Regions from separate parts of the Homo sapiens genome. Here region 1 is linked to region 2. The links are chromatin loops, found by intact Hi-C in ENCODE. Cell type or tissue: B cell. All regions are shown on one strand. Links, peaks and the distances in the headings refer to the core of each region. The heading gives the core; the rest is flanking DNA. Region 1 overlaps FCRL1 (Fc receptor like 1). Region 2 has its middle 27 kb from the start of FCRL3.

Evidence for each region. Peaks named below come from ENCODE experiments on the same cell type or tissue, not always from the same donor. Only the 100,000 strongest peaks of a DNase experiment are listed, where the experiment ranks them.
Region 1: it touches region 2 in a loop (5-fold over the local background); 2 of 110 quality-filtered maps call a loop at or near these places.

The regions. Positions count from the first base shown.
Region 1 is chr1:157,803,481-157,811,819 of GRCh38, reverse strand. FCRL1 (Fc receptor like 1) reads left to right here. Exons shown (of 11, transcript NM_052938.5): 2 at 4,698-4,718; 3 at 7,709-7,975. Among named protein-coding and RNA genes, the nearest start is that of FCRL1, 12 kb to the left of the region's middle. RefSeq lists enhancers at 5,111-5,160, 5,191-5,250. In B cell, for the core only: no CTCF peak of the experiment used is centred there; DNase peaks (open chromatin) are centred at 2,669, 4,869 and 7,799; H3K4me3 peaks cover 3,796 bases; H3K27ac peaks cover 8,000 bases.
Region 2 is chr1:157,723,286-157,731,615 of GRCh38, reverse strand. It overlaps the pseudogene VDAC1P9. Among named protein-coding and RNA genes, the nearest start is that of FCRL3, 27 kb to the right of the region's middle. In B cell, for the core only: no CTCF peak of the experiment used is centred there; DNase peaks (open chromatin) are centred at 4,615, 5,106, 6,215 and 6,925; H3K4me3 peaks cover 2,894 bases; H3K27ac peaks cover 6,167 bases.

The sequences.
Region 1 (8,339 bases), core at 8-8,007, 80 kb before region 2:
TTCCCATGGATTAGGAAGCAGGGAAGCTTGGCTAGCAAATGGTGTACTACTGTGTGTAAGCATGATGCAAGGATGGTGAAGCCTCAAGGATGAAAAGATGCAGTGACTACTGCCCCCAGGAACAGAACACACTCTAGTAGTTGCTCTAGTTTCAAGATGGTGCTGTGCAGTAGTAGCTTGGGTCATGGGATGGGAGGAGCCACAGTATGGGCTCTTACTCTAGAATAATGCAGCCATATGAACTCCAGGCAGCTTCCAAAACTGGACTTAGGTCCTGTGAGAACTGCAGGATTCTCCAGCAACAAAGACTGCTGGTGTCCACAGATATAATGGGGGCTTCTGGGGACTTCTTTACCTTTTGTTTTCAGGGAAAAGCCCCTCCTAGGCTTGAATCCCAGCCTGCATTCCAAGCTGATCCTGACTGAGGAGACAGAGTTGCAGAGGCAGGTTGCAGGGTTCCATTCCCTTCTTTATGTAGCCATCCTGAGTTTCTGTGATCCACAAGATTTCTGCCATTCCCCTGCTGTACTTCAGTGCTCTCCTTTAGACACTCCAGTCAAAATGTAGTTGTTTCCTTATTGTTTCAGTCTTTTTTTAGGCGGGGAGGAGGATGAGTAATAGACACCTCTAGTCAGCCATCTTGCCGACATCACCGACAATGTCTTTTCTCTTAAAATAATAGAAATATGGCTTCCATTTACTACACAAGTTTTCTGTTTCCCTTTATAAAGTTTTCAGTGCACCAGGTGTGGTGGCTCATGCTATAATCTCAGCACTTTGGGAGGTTGAGGCGGGAGGATCGCTTGACATCAGGTGTTTCAGACCAGCCTGGGCAACATAGCAAAATCTTGTCTCTACAAAAAATAAAAAATAAATAATTATCCTGGCATTGTGGCACATGCCTGTAGTCCCAGCTACTTGGGAGGCTGAGGTAAGAGGATCACTTGAGCCCAGGAGGTTAAGGCTGCAGTGATCTGACCTCCAGCCTGGGTGACAGAGCAAGATCCTGTCTCAAAAAAGTAAAATAAAACAAAAAGTTTTCAGTGAATTGCTGTCTTTGCTTCACTTCCTTTCATTCTTTATTTAATATTTATTTTTAATTTACATTACATTAAGATTTACTTTTTTGAAAGACTGTCTATAATTTTTGACAAAGATTTAGATCCATATAACCACCAGCAGAATCAAAATACAGGACATTTTCATCCCTTCAAAAATTTCCCGGCTGGGTGCAGTGGCTCACGACTGTAATCCCAGCACTTGGGGAGGCCGAGGTGGGTGGATCACCTGAGGTCAGGAGTATAAGACCAGCCTGGCCAACATGGTGAAACCCCATCTCTACTAAAAATACAAAAATTAGCCAGGCGAGGTGGTGCAAGCCTGTAGTCCTAGCTACTCAGGAGGCTGAGGCAGGAGAATTGCATGAACTTGTGAGGTAGAGGTTGCAATGAGCCAAGATCATGCCACTGCATTCCAGCCTGGGTGGCAGAAAGAGACTCTGTCTTAAAAAAAAAAAAAAGAAAAAAGAAAAAGAAATTTACTTATGCCCTCACTCCCTTTTATGGTCAAATCTTCTCCCATTCCTAACCCCTGGTAAACTCATTTAAGTCCTTACACTTCTTCCTCATTCTTCCTTGAACCCACTTAAATCAATCTTTCATCCTTACCACTCCATTGAAACTGTTCTTGCACATAGCATCAACCATCTTCATGTTGCTGCATCAAGGGGTCAATTTTAATTTTTTATTTTACTCAATTTCTCAGGGGCATTTGATCACTCTTTATTTTTTGAAACACTTTTAATTTGGCTTCTGGAATATCATATTCTGCTGGCTTTCTTTCTAATTCAGTATCTGCTACTTTTCAGTTTCTTTGCTAAATTATTTAATTTTTTTAGAGTCAGGGTCTTACTCTGTTGCCCCAGCTGAAGTGCAGTGGTATGGTCATGGCTCATTGCAACCTTGAATTCCTGGTCTCAAGTGATGCACCTGCCTCAGCTCCCTGAGTAGCTGGAACCAGAGACACATGCAACCACACTCAGCTAATTAAAACAATTTTTTGACCAGGTATGGTGGCTCATGTCTGTAATCCCAGGACTTTGGGAGGCCAAGGTGGGTGGATCACCTGAGGTCAGGAGTTCAGACCAAGCTGACCAACATGATGAAACCCAGTCTCTACTAAAGAAAAAAAAAATACAAAATTAGCTGGGTGTGGTGGCTGGCACATGCCTGTAATCCCAGCTACTTAGGAGGCTGAGGCAGGAGAATCGCTTGAACCCGAGAGGTGGAGGATGCAGTGAGCCAAGATTGTGCCATTGCACTCTAGTTTGGGCAAGAAGAGTGAAACTCCATCTCCCCCAAATCATTTGTGGTTTTTTTTGTTTGTTTTTGTTTTTGTTTTTGTTTTTTACAAACAGGGTTTTTTTTTAAATTAATTAATTTATTTTTTGCCACCCAGGCTTATCTCAAACTTCTGGCCCCCATCAATCCTCCCACCTCAGCCTTCCAAAGTGTTGGGATTACAGTCATAAGCCACTGCATCTGGCTTGGATCTTTTGCTGACCTCAAAATGTTGGACATCCTCAAAGTTGATACCTAGACTTCATCCATACTCACTTCCCCAAATTATATAATTATGTCACTTCATGTGCCACTTTAAGCTTAAATGCAAGCTTATTTCTCCAGCTTTCACCTCTCTTTTAAATACCTCTTATGTACTTAACTGCATTCGGGTATCTAATAGACATCTTAATAAACATCTTAAACTTAACATCAGGTGTTTAACAGGCATCTTAAACTCAAACAGATCTCTTGATCTTCCACCTGTACTACCACCACCACAAAACTTAACCTATTTTCCCCCACAACTTCTCCAATTCAGGAAATGTCACTACCATTCTTCCAGTTGCTGTGGCCAAAAATCTAAGAGTCATACTTAATTCCCCTCTCTCTCCTTTTGCACTTTCTATTTAATCCATAAGCAATTCCTATTAATTCTACTTTCAGAATTTATACTAAAGTCTGACCACTTCATATCACCAGCACTGTCTAATCTTAGCCACTATCTTTACTCTCCTACACTAAATTCCCACTAACGTTCTCCCTGCTTTTCTTTCACTTCTATACTGCTTTCCTCACAGTGTCTGAGTGATATTGTAAATTAAGTAAGAATTGTCCATAGCTCCCCATCACACCTAGAATGAAATCCAAAACTATTGCCAAGTCCATAAAGTGCCCATGACTGGATCCTTCCTATTTCTCAGACACCGATAACTAACCCCTGCCCCCTTACTTGGTCAGCTCCAGGTGCCCTTGCCTTCTCATTCCTCCTTGTACAAGCGTATTTCCTCCTCAGGATACTTGCATTCGATGTTTTCTCTGCCAGGGATGCTCTTTCCCAAATATTCAGAAGGCTTGTTTCCTGATTTCATTTAGGTTTTTACTGAATCTATCTAAATCTATCTAAACAGTTAAGACCATCTTAAGATGCTCTGTATCTTATTTCTCTGCTTTATTTTTCTTAGAGAACCAATCACCCTCTGAAAGAATATTATATACTTATTTTTAAATTGGCTCTCTACCACTATAATATGAATTTCTTGACATCAAAGATTGTCATTCATGTTTACTCCCATCACTCCAGGGCCATGCACAACGTCTGGCATACAGTGAGCACTTCAAATTATTTGCTGTATGGACAAGTGTATGGAATATGATTTTATGCTCTCTCCTATTGACACTTTTCTCCTACCTAAGGAACTAATTATTCAAGTAAACATTTAACCTAAGAAAAAGTAAGTATCTCAAACCAAGCTTGGCTAAAATAAATAATAGTAATGACACAATATTTACTGAATAAGTAAATTCCAGGCACTAGTCTAAGCTCCTTAATCTTCACAAAAACTCTGTGAGGTAGGTACCACAATTATCTACACTTTACCGACAAGGAAACTAAAGCACAGAGAGGTGAAACATTTCTCCCACAGTCACACAGCTTGTAAGAGGAAGAGCCAGTACTCAAATCTGTGTCATCCAGCTACAAAGCCTCCATTTTCCCCAGAATTATTTTTTCTTGATCATTGAGCCATAATATTATGGTCAAGTCCTTGGGATAGAAGAGAATTTTTGGAGAAATTTGAATTCCTTTTCTGGACCTAAGCCTCCTCTGATCTGAAATTGGTAAACAAAGGGTCTCTATGCCTTGAGTATGAGGCTGTGCACTCTCCTTGCCTGACTCTGTTGTTCCCTTGAGAGAGTCAATCCAAAGCTGGATCCTCAAGACTTTTGAAAGGAGGCGGTGGGAATGGGAATGAGGAGCTTGAAGAAGGAGCTGCTAAGTAGTTAGCAAAGATGCCACCTCCTAGTCACAGACAACACAAGTCATTGGCAATTACTTTGTGATCATAAAAAAGAACGATGTGTTGTTCTGTGGGCAGGTGCTCTGTGGGTGATGCAGAATATGGGAAAAGGAGCAGAGAGAAAGAAGAAAAGAAGCAGGGGTAAGATAAGGAGGGAGGAAGAGAAGATGAAAGAAGGAAGGGGAGAAGAGAGAAAGAGGGAAAGAGGGAGGAAGAGAGAGATGCAGGGAGGGTCCAGGGGATGGAGGGTGTGGTGTTGGGGAAGCTCTCAAAGGATTTAAACTTTGGAGATTTGTGGGATTTGCTGCTCTGTACTGATCTCTGCTGAATTCTCTCCCAGCTCCACTCTGTGAACCTGCCGGTGAGTTGCACTTCCTTTTCTTCTTCAAGGTCTGTGGGTATTTTGTTACTTAGGTCAGCACAGGAGGCCTGCAGATTGCTGTCTTAGCAGCCCCTTCCTGCCCAAAACATATCAGGGTGACAGCTGCTGAGGTGTACAAACATCAGTGGCTCCCTTGGGCCTGGGCTGCTCTGTCTTCACATCAGTCTCTGCACCTGACACGTGTCTGCTCAGTGGGGTGAACAGGTCTTGCTCTGACCTTCTCAAGAACACAGTCTTACTTCCGGGAAGTCCCAGCACAGGGAGGGAGACACTGTTTGCACAAGGAAGGCAAAGGGTGCTGAAGATTCATGCTAGAAGCATCTCTGTCCTCCCAGCCTCAGGAGCTCCAATTCCCAGTTGTGCTTCTCAGCTGGGTGTGTCACCATGGGTGATGAAGGAAATGCCAAAATCACACATCCACGGAGAACATTAGAGAGAATCCTCCAGACATGTGTGGAATGAAGTAGTACTGCTGCCTCCTTCCTATTTTTAGCTCTCCTCTGCAGCCACACCTGTTACCCCAGCTCATTTTCTCTTTCGGACTCTGGTTTATGCAAACTTACTTCATTGCACTGGTCCTGATTCAAAGTCTTACCTTTACCAAAGAAGGAGAGTAAGCAATCCCTTTCCCCACGAAGGACTCTTCACTAGATCAAGCTCAATGATAAAATGTAAAAATTGCTATCTTGTGCAGAAAATACTAGCCACAGAGTTAAAAGAGATTGTCCTGCCACCTCAAGAACATCGGCTGCAAGTGCAAGTAGGGAACACAAGTTCCCAAGTTCCCTAGGAATTCCTGTGACCAGAAAGATTCAGAGAGATTCAGGGTCAATCTAGCCTTCTAGGTTCCTTATCTAATGTTTGTCCAAGTATAACTGATGACTTGTGTTAACACCATGCATGCCTTGTGTCTGGTCTCATCTTTACCCCTAAACCCAAGTGCCCAATCTCAGCCTAAGCAGAAATCCAAAGCCATATCAAAGATGAAGAAACCAAGTTTCTGTCACCAGGTATTTTCCAGATAGTCTCTGCTATCTAAGAATTATCTGAAACAAGCTCTGAGCTGTAAGACTGAGCTCCAGACCCTTGCAATCCACCCTGTCCAGTTTCCCACTTCATTACCACCCTAGCCCCATTGAGAATAGTGGGTTACAGATGCCCAAATGCTAAATGCCTTTCTTTTTTGAGACAGAGTCTCACTCTGTTGCCCAGGCTGGAGTGCAGTGGTGTGATCTCAGCTCACTGCTACCTCTGCCTCCTGGGTTCAAGTTATTCTCCTGCCTCAGCCTCTGGAGTAGCTGGGGACTACAAACTCATGCCACCACGCCTGGCTAATTTTTGTGTTTTTAGTAGAGAGAAGTTTTGCCGTGTTGGCCAGGCTGGTTTTGAACTCCTGACCTCAGGTGATCCACCAGGCTCGGCCTCCCAAAGTATTGGGATCACAGCCGTGAGCCACCACACCTGGCCTAAATGCCTTTTTATTTATTGCCCTGCCTAGCTCCAAGAGCTGTGCTACTGGTCAGTCTTCTGGGGACCACAGTTTTCCAAGGAAAGACAGTGACTCTAAGATATTCCATGCCTCAGGACAAAGCAAATATTCTGGTACTATGGATGGAACTGATGTTTAAAAGTTTCCAAAAACAAAAAAACACATTTCAGCCGAAAAGCTGAATTCCTAGTAATTCACCCTTTAGTAATCCAAAGCAATTGTCATTTTCATCTGGTAAGGAAAGAATAAAGTTTTGTCTTAGGGAAAGTATAATATTTTTCAAGGGGCAGAGGCTCTGAGGGTTGGATAAACAAATGCCCACACAGCCCATAGCTATTAGGGGTTGTGACATTTTTATGGGCTGCTGCAAGTTGGGGAGACGAGGAGAGAGCAGAGCACAATTTTATCATCTTATCACCAGAAAAGAGCCCCAGGCCGGGAGTGGTGGCTCACACCTGTACTCAGTACCTTGGGATGCCAAGGCAGTAGGATCACTTCAGCCCAGGAGTTCAAGACTAGCCTGAGCAACATCATAAAATCTTATCTCTACAAAAAATAAATAAAATTAGCTGGGCTTGGTGGCATGTGCCTGTAGTCCCAGCTACTTGAGAGGCTGAGGTGGGATGACTGCTTGAGCCCAGGAGGTTGAGGTTGCAGTGAGCTGAGATCGCATCACTGAACTCAAGCCTGAGAGTCAGAACATGACCCTGTCTCAAAAAGGAAAAAAAAAAAAAGAAAAAGAAAAGAGCCCCTAACACCCCAAAGGGACACATCCCTGAGAATTAAGATATGAATTAAATTAGCTCTTTAGATCATGGTTTCTACAGAGGTTTGTAAAGAAGCTGTGTGGATGGTGGGTACTGGGCATTTCCAAGCAAATACACCCCATTTCTTCTAATAGAAATAGCAATAATAGGGGGAGGACAGAGTCAGCAATGAGGGGATTGGGTTCTTCTACGTCTTTCCTGGACAGATCGACCCTGCAGGTCCCATATTCTGTCTTTGAAAAAGATAGTGTGGTTGTGGTTCTGAGATGCCAGGGGAAAGGGAACAGAAGAAGATAATGAACATAGCTTAGAAGGATAAAAGAAGCATATTCACTTTGAATAAAACTTCAAGCTTCATCATCTCCAATGCCGACTCCAGTAACAGTCTTCAGTATTATTGTACTGGCTTCAAGAAAGGTGTTTTTAGTTTATGGATAGAAACTTCAAAAAATAATAAGATCCAAGTCAAAGGTAAGAGTTACTTTCTGAAAGATAATACTGCACAGGGGCAGGATGTACCAGGGGTGAGCAGGGTGAGTTCATGGCAAAGGAAAGCCCATGGGCCACTGGGGGGGGGGTGGAGACATGTAGGGTGGCCTGTGTGTCCAACTGGCTGTTTCTTTGAGTCTTGTTGGCAAGTGCTGAGACACAAACTGCCTCTTACCAGAAATTCCGAACCGCATTAATCATTTGTGTTTAATTCCTCTCTCTAGAGCTGTTTTTGATAGCCAGCCCCTCCCATCCCACAGAGGGGAGCCCAGTGACCCTGACGTGTAAGATGCCCTTTCTACAGAGTTCAGATGCCCAGTTCCAGTTCTGCTTTTTCAGAGACACCCGGGCCTTGGGCCCAGGCTGGAGCAGCTCCCCCAAGCTCCAGATCGCTGCCATGTGGAAAGAAGACACAGGGTCATACTGGTGCGAGGCACAGACAATGGCGTCCAAAGTCTTGAGGAGCAGGAGATCCCAGATAAATGTGCACAGTGAGTGTCAGTGGGGTCAGTCTGCCAGGATAGGCTGAGAAGGGCAGTGGCAAGAGGCTAATCCTCACTGTTATGGGTTCTATCTCTGCAAGAGTAGGAGCTGTTTGAAAGATATTCCTGAGTTTCTCTCATTATTAGGATCCTTAAGGGATCTTCCCTTATTCACTCTGTTTCCATTCAGGCAAACAGAGAGTACTTAGGAAACCCTTACTGTGTGTCTTCACTGTGCTGGAGGGTGTGGGGGGAAGAGCTGCATAATATTTGGTCCCTGACTACACGAAGTTGATGCTTAGCCAGCACTCTGAATAACTAGGGTTAAATATGTGGTGCTGCATTGTGTAGGACTGGCTGTTGACTACAGAGA
Region 2 (8,330 bases), core at 1-8,000:
TGTCACTTAACCATTTAACTTTCCTCCACATGCTTAACATCCATACATATGACTTGCCTGTGCTGAAATCTGAGAATCTGGACCCTGAACCTGAACCCCTTAGAACTGAGAAGGGCCACAAGAACCTATGGTGCGTGTTTGTGTGTGTGTTTGGGTATCCATTATAGAAAAATTAGAAACATGAGAAATAAAAAAAGATAATTAAAAATCACTTTTATTCCATTAACTCTGAGATAATTGCTAATATCTCAATATCCATCAGCCAGAATATTTTCTATGCATGTGCTCACGTATACATAAATATACAATTTAAAAATAATGATAACAGTAATCTCATTTTTTCTTTTAATAATTTTGTTTTGTTTCCATGCCATTAAGTATTATTCTAAGATATTTGTGTATTGCCTGGTATGTTTGAAAACGTACAAACTTATTTTGTAAATGATTTATTTGAGGGCCTTTATAGTATTGACAATTACTCATTATGATAAACAGTGTTACAATGAACATCTTTGTGTTTAAGTCAACATTTTGAGTAGCATTACTAGTTTAGAGAAATGAAAGGCTGTTACTCTATGCAGTCAGACAATAACTTGGCAATATTTCCCCTGAGATATCCCAGTGGTTGTGTGGAGGGTCTATCAGCTTATGATACATTACTGTTGAGATATATAATCAAAACAATCTTATAGAAAAGAGCTCTGTATACTATATGAGGAAGTAGAGATCAAACATTGGAGGAGTCTTACTTCCTTGCTTTCTATCTAGGTAAAATATTCTGAAGGCCTGTTTGTGATCCTTGCTTTTGGTTACTGTTTGATAGACCCCTTCAAGTCAGTCACTAAGACAATCTCCTTTCAAATAGCTGAATGAGGAGGCCTCATGGTACTGTGGTCATTGCTGCTGGCATTTTATGAGCTGGACCACTTGGAATGAGATGTGGAACAGGAAGAGAATGGAGGTCCTGGGATCTGGATATCTTTGAGGTTTTCTCAGAGCCCAAGTCTGTGGCCATTGTCTAGCAGAAACGCTGGGTCTCACTTCCAATGCAGTCTCCAGAGATATTTGAGAATAAAGAAAATGAGATGATTTAGATTTCCAAGAAAATGTAGAAGCAATGCATTTCAAATTCTGCTAGGAAAAACAGAAATCTTTCTTTTTAATAAATTTCTGTTCTGATCTTATAGGAAACTTTATACGTGATGTAATTGGCTTTTTTTTAATACCACACTCCAGTAATCCATTCCTTCCAAAATGAAACAACACACTTTAGATAACAGATTAAAATTTGTATTAAACAATAGACCATTTGGCATCACTGTTTATTTGTACACAAGGGAAGATAAAAACTTTGCTAAGAAACACAATTCCTTTCTCTGTACTTAGTAGACACATTCTGTACATAATTTTAGAGTGAAAAATGGACTCCTAAGCAAAAAGTTGACCTAAAATCAAGAAAGGAGGACCTATACAACCTACAGAACACGGGAGAGACCACTCTTCTTCTGTATGTTCTCTCCCTAGCTCTGTGTCTTTTTTTAAAATATCTTAATATTTTATTATTTCAATAGTTTAGAGGTATAAGTGGTTTTTGGTTACATAGATGAATTATACAGTGGTGTATTCTGAGATTTCAGTGCACCCATCACCCAACTAGTGTACATTGTACCCAATATGTAGGGGTTTGTTCCTTATACCCCTCCTACCCTCCTTCTTCTGAGTCTCCAATGCCCGATACCACTCTGTAAGCCTTTGTGTACTCATAGATTAGCTCCCACTGTTAAGTGAGAACATACAGTATTTGATTTTCCATTCCTGAGTTACTTCACTTAGAATAGTGGCTCCAGCTTCACCCAAGTGCTGCAAAAGACATTATTTCATTCATTTTTATGGCTGAGTACTATTCCATGGTATACATGTATACCACATTTTCTTTACCCACTCATTAGTTGATGGGCACTTAGATTGGTCCATCTCTTTGCAATTGTGACTTGTGCTGCTATAAACATACATGTGTATATGTCTTTTTCACACAATGACTTATTTTCCTTTGGGTAGATACCCAGTAGTGGGAATGCTGAAATTAAAGGTAGATCTACTTTTAGTTCTTTTTTTTTATTATTATACTTTAAGTTTTAGGGTACATGTGCACAATGTGCAGGTTTGTTACATATGTGTACATGTACCATGTTGGTGTGCTGCACCCATTAACTCGTCATTTAGCATTAGGTATATCTCCTAATGCTATCCCTCCCCCGCCCACCACCCCACAATAGTCCCCAGAGTGTGATGTTCCCCTTGCCTGTGTCCATGTGTTCTCATTGTTCAATTCCCACCTAGAGTGAGAACATGCGGCGTTTGGTTTTTTGTCCTTGGGATAGTTTTCTGAGAATGATGGTTTCCAGCTTCATCCATGTCCCTACAAAGGACATGAACTCATCATTTTTTATGGCTGCATAGTATTCCATGGTGTATATGTGCCACATTTTCTTAATCCAGTCTATCATTGTTGGACATTTGGGTTGGTTCCAAGTCTTTGCTATAGTGAATAATGCCGCAATAAATATACTTGTGCATGTGTCTTTATAGCAGCATGATTTATAATCCTTTGGGTGTATACCCAGTAATGGGATTTCTGGGTCAAATGGTATTTCTAGTTCTAGATCCCTGAGGAGTCGCCACACCGACTTCCACAATGGTTGAACTAGTTTACAGTCCCACCAACAGTGTAAAATTGTTCCTATTTCTCCACATCTCTCCAGCACCTGTTGTTTCCTGACATAGGACTTTTAGTTCTTTAAGAAATCTCCATACTGTTTTCCATAGAGGTTGTACTAATTTACATTCTCACCAGCAGTGTGTAAGTGTTCCCGTTTCACCACATCCATGCCAACATCTATTATTTTTTGACTTTTTAATAATGGCCATTCTTGCAAAAGTAAAGTGGCATCTCATTGTGGTTTTAATTTGCATTTTCCTGATGATTAGTGATGTTGATCATTGTTTCATATATTTGTTGGCCTTTTGCATATCTTCTTTTGAGAAATGTCTATACATGTCATTTGCTCACTTTTTCATGAGTTTTTTTTCTTGCTGATTTGTCTGAGTTCCTTGTAGTTCTAAATATTAGTCCTTTGTCAGACGGATAGTTTGCAAATATTTTCTCCCAGTCTGTGGGTTGTCTGTTTGCTCTGATGATTATTGCTTTTGCTGTGCAGAAGCTTTTTTAGTTTAATTAGGTCCCATTTATTTATCCTTGTTTTTGTTGCATTTGCTTTTGAGGTCTTAGTTATAAATTCTTTGCCTAGGTCAATGTCCAGAAGAGTTTTTCCAAGGTCATCTTCTAGAATTTTTATGGTTTCAGGTCTTAGATTAAGTCTTTGACTCATCCTAAGTTGATTTTTGTATGAGATGAGAGATAGGGATCCAGTTTTATTCTTCTACACGTGGCTAGCCAGTTTTCCCAGCACCATTTATTAAATAGGGTGTCCTCTCTCCAATTTATGTTTTTGTATGTTTTGTTGAACATCAGTTCGTTGTAAGCATTTGGCTTTATTTCTGGATTTTCTGTTCTGTTCCATTGGTTACGATATGCCTACTTTTATACCAGTGCCCATGCTGTTTTAGTAACTATAGCCTTGTAGTATAAATTCAAGTCTTGTAATACCTCCAGGTTTGTTCTTTTTGCTTAGGATTGCTTCGGCTATTTGGGCTTTTTTTGTTGTTGTTCCATATGAATTTTAAGATTTTTTTTAAGTCTGTGAAAAATGGTGATGGTATTTTGATATAATTTGCATGAAATCTGTAGGTGACTTTGGGCAATCACAAAATTGTGAAAATAACCATTCTTCCAATCCATGAGCATGGGATGTGTTTCCATCTATATGTGCCATCTATGATTTCTTTCAGTAGTATTTTGTAGTTCTCCTTGCAGAAATCTTCCACCTCCTTGGTTAAGTATATTACTAGGGTTTGTTGTTATTGTTGTTGTTTGTTTGTTTTTACAGCTATTATAAAAGGGATTCCATTTTTTATTTGATTCTCAGCTTGGTTGTTGTTGGTGTACAGCAGTGCTACGAATTTATGCCATTGACTTTGTAACCTGAGACTCTATGTCTTAAATTATACTAGTGCCCTGAAGATGTGGAAGCTGCAGTGAAAGTAATAAATACTGGAGATGCTGAACATGTGAAAAATGAAGAGCTCTTGGTAATGGGCAAGGCATATGTTGGAAAGTTCCTTGTGAGCATAAAATAAAGCATGGGTTATAGTGTTGTTGGGAAAGGTGTGGCTTTTGGGGATATATTAAATATGGGAGAAGGAATTTGAAAAAAAGCAGGGAAGTAGGGTATGGACGGGTGCCAAAAAACCCTCAGAATTACAGAGTGAAAAAAGATGATGTACTGCTCTGTGCTCACTTTTCATTCTTCTCTCGCTTGCAGCTTCATTCAGTGGACAATTTGCTATGTTTCCCTGCTGGTCCTTTCTCATAGATTTTCAGTAACACTGTCCTTCTGACCAGCTCAGGAGGCATATAGATGCTGTCTCAGACATGTGAGGTTGAGAACCCTCAGATATGCAAATGCTCGGTGGTTTCCTCAGGCCCTGATTGTTCTGCTTTCACATACACCTGCTCTGAAAATACACAGTTTTTCTGGTTGGGCAGACACTGTCTGGTCTTTTAAAGCCCTCTAATCGGCCGGGCGCGGTGGCTCAAGCCTGTAATCCCAGCACTTTGGGAGGCCGCGGCAGGCAGATCACGAGGTCAGGAGATCAAGACCATCTTGGCTAACACGGTGAAACCCCGTCTCTACTAAAAATACAAAAAAATTAGCCAGGTGTGGTGGGGGGTGCCTGTAGTCCCAGCTACTCTGGAGGCTGAGGCAGGAGAATGGCATAAACCCGGGGAGGCAGAGCTTGCAGCGACAGAGCGAGACTCCATCTCAAAAAATGAAATAAAATAAAATAAAATAAAAATGAAAGTAAAAAAGCCATCTAATCCTGTTTCAGCCCACAGATTTATTTTGTTTTACTTGCACTTTTTTTGCATTAACAAACTTACATTTGTTGACAAGATGGCTTCAGGCTCTTACTATTAAACTGTACCTTGGAAATACCAAATAAACAAGAGACAAACTTTTGCCTATCAAAAAACCTGTAAAATTGTCATAAATACATGAGGAAACAAACACAGGGAAGCAGAAGCTGCTTAGAGAGGAAGAGGCAAATTAGAGGTAAGAGAATGCTTTCTGAATGAGATCTTTTCTCTCCCCCAGATCTTTCCAAGCTGCTCATTTCCTATTCCAGCAGGGCAATTATTCTACCAACCAGTGGTAGTGGAGTAATTACTAGGATGGTATTAGAACCCAGCCACTGTGGGAAGCAGATAGCAATAGGCACAAATGTACTGCTCCCAAGAATTCCTGTCTCACCACCATACACAGTGGGGTGGGCAACTAGGGAATGACTGTGTCCAGCTAGAGCTCTAGAGGTTTTCTGCCCGAGACTAATCCTCAACACTCTCTCAACACACCAATTCATGACAAGTTAAATAACAGCCAACAAGAGATAATAAATATGAAAATTATAATTGTCAAAATAAGTACCTGACAGATGAATTGATTAGCATACAGAATAATACTAAAGAAAAAAACATAGTGAGCTGGAAGGCCAGGAAAAACTCTCCTAAAAATACCAAGAAGAGGTACAGAGAAGGAGAGTATACAAGTTAAGAAATATGAATGATGGCATAGGAAGTGTCAGTATCTGTATGATTCATGTACTGCATACAGGTACAAATAAGAGAAGAAAACTTATGGAAAAAATAATAACCCCAAATTTTACAAAATCAGAGAAAGACTAAAGATTTCACAATGAAAAGTATCATAATTTGCTAACTGAATTGATTTTAAAAACCTAAATATTAAAGTAAAATTTGGGAATATCAATGAACAAGGAAAAATTTTGAAATACTAAAGAACATAAAGCATTATCTATAAGTCACAGGAATGAGAATAGCCTAAGACTTCTTAACAATAACATTAAATGTAAGAAGTCAATGGAAAATGTTTTCAAAGTGTTCAAAGAAAAAAGGCAAACTTGTTATTTTATATCCATCTAGACTTTTATTTAATTGCGAGGGTGAATGAAGATTTTTTCTTTGGTATTACAGCCCTCAAAATCTTAAGACACACACGAACATGCACACACACACACACACACACACATGCAAACCACTAAAAACACTTTTAGAGGAAGTGCTACAGCAAGATGAAAAATAAATGCAGAAATAGGCCACAAGATAGGGAAAATGAGTTTGAATAAATAAAATAATAAAATTTTGTTCTTTAAACCATGAGAAACACACATGGAAAGAAGAAGTAAAATAAAATTCTATTATTTAAACTCAAGAATGATAATGTGATAGAAGAGTGGGGAGGAAGTTGTTTTGAAGACATGTAAATGAATGTTGTTATTCATCTTAGTAAGTGAGTAATTACCACCAGAAACAAGAATAGAATGACCTTCAAAGCAGCATAGGAAAATCCACCCCCTTACCCTGTTGAGCCTCCTGTGGCTGCCACTGAGCAGAATATGGCTGTCCCTCCCATGTACACTGATCTTGACAAATGTACCAGGGATGTCTTCACCAAGCGGTATAGATTAGGATTAATAAAGCTTCATTTGAAAACAAAATATGGGAATAGACTGGATGTTACAAGCTCAGGCTCAGCCAATCCTGAGGCCATCAAAGTGACAGGTAGTCTGGAAACCAAGAACAGATGGATCAAATGTGGCCTGACATTTACAGAGAAGTGGAACACTGACAAGACATTAGGTGCAGAGTTACTGGAGAAGATGAGCTTTTTACATGGACTAAAGTTGACCTGTGATTCAGCCTCCTCACCTAACACTGGGGGCAAAATGCTAAAATCAAGACAGGGTACAAGTGAGAGTACATCAACCTGGGCTGCAACGTGGATTTTGACATCTCCAGGACTTTCATCCAAGGTGCTCTCATGCTGAGTTACAAGGACTGGCTGGCTGGATACCAAATACATTTTGAGATCAAAGAGTCCCAGGTGACCTAAAATGACTTTTTGTGGTTGGCTTCAAGACTGATGAATTCCAGCATCACACTAATATAAATGACAGTGTTTGGCACCTCCACTTACCAGAAGGTGAGCAAGACTTTGGAGATCACTGTCAATCATGCATGGACATTAGGAAACAATAACACTTGCTTTGGAACAGCAGCCAAGTAGCACATAGATCCTGACAGCTTCTTCTCAGCTAAAGTGAACAACTCCCATGAGAGGATTAGGATACATTCAGACTCCAAGGCAGTTATCGAACTAATTCTGTGAGTCCTGAGAGATGACAAAAACGTCAGTGCTGGTCTAAAACGAGCTTGGTCTAAGACTGGATTTTTTTTTTTTTTTTTTTGGAGATGGAGTCTCGTTTTGTTGCCCAGGCTGGAGTGCAGTGACACTATCTCGGTTCACTACAACCTCCACCTCCTGGGTTCAAGCGATTATTGTGCCTCAGCCTCTCAAGTAGTTGGGATTACAGGCATGCACCACCATGCCCAGCTAATTTTTGTATTTTCAGTAGAGATAGGGTTTCACCATGTTGGTCAGGCTGGTCTTGAACTCCTGACCTCAGGTGATCTGCCACCTAGGCTTCCAAAACTGCTGAGATTACAGGCATGAGCCACCACACCAGCCTAAGACTGGAATTTTAAGCATAAATCAATACTGTATAATTATTTAATTTTAAAGTATTGTGCAGCATAGCTACCTTCAAAATTTAATGTACCCTCTTATGTTGTATGTCTAAGATTCAAGTATTGCTAGGTATCATGATAAATCTCTAGGTTAAAGATATTTGATCTTTAAGATGTCACCTTTTCAGAGGTATAGAAGGAACCTGATTCCCAAAAGGTCCTTTCAGTTAGAAATTTGGGAGGAATTGGTGGTCCCTCTAGAGATATCTGGTTTTTTTTTTCTTTTTTTTTTTCATTTAGAAACAGCTGCACGTGGAAACTGATAACATGCAGGCACTTTGTAAAATCATATTGAGTAAATGAACTTGTGACTTCTTGAGAATTGAACTTTGGTTTCCTATCCTAATGAGAGGCTCATTTCTTGAAGTCATGTACAAATATATCTGAGGGACACTTTTTTAGATGCATGTTTATGATCTATTTCCACTCTACTCTATCACCTCTTTTATACCAAAAGTAGTTTTCAGGGTGTGGTAAGTTATTTCCTTTGTGACATTTGTGGGCAGCAAGGGTGATGAAGCCAATAACTCAAGACTGATATGAT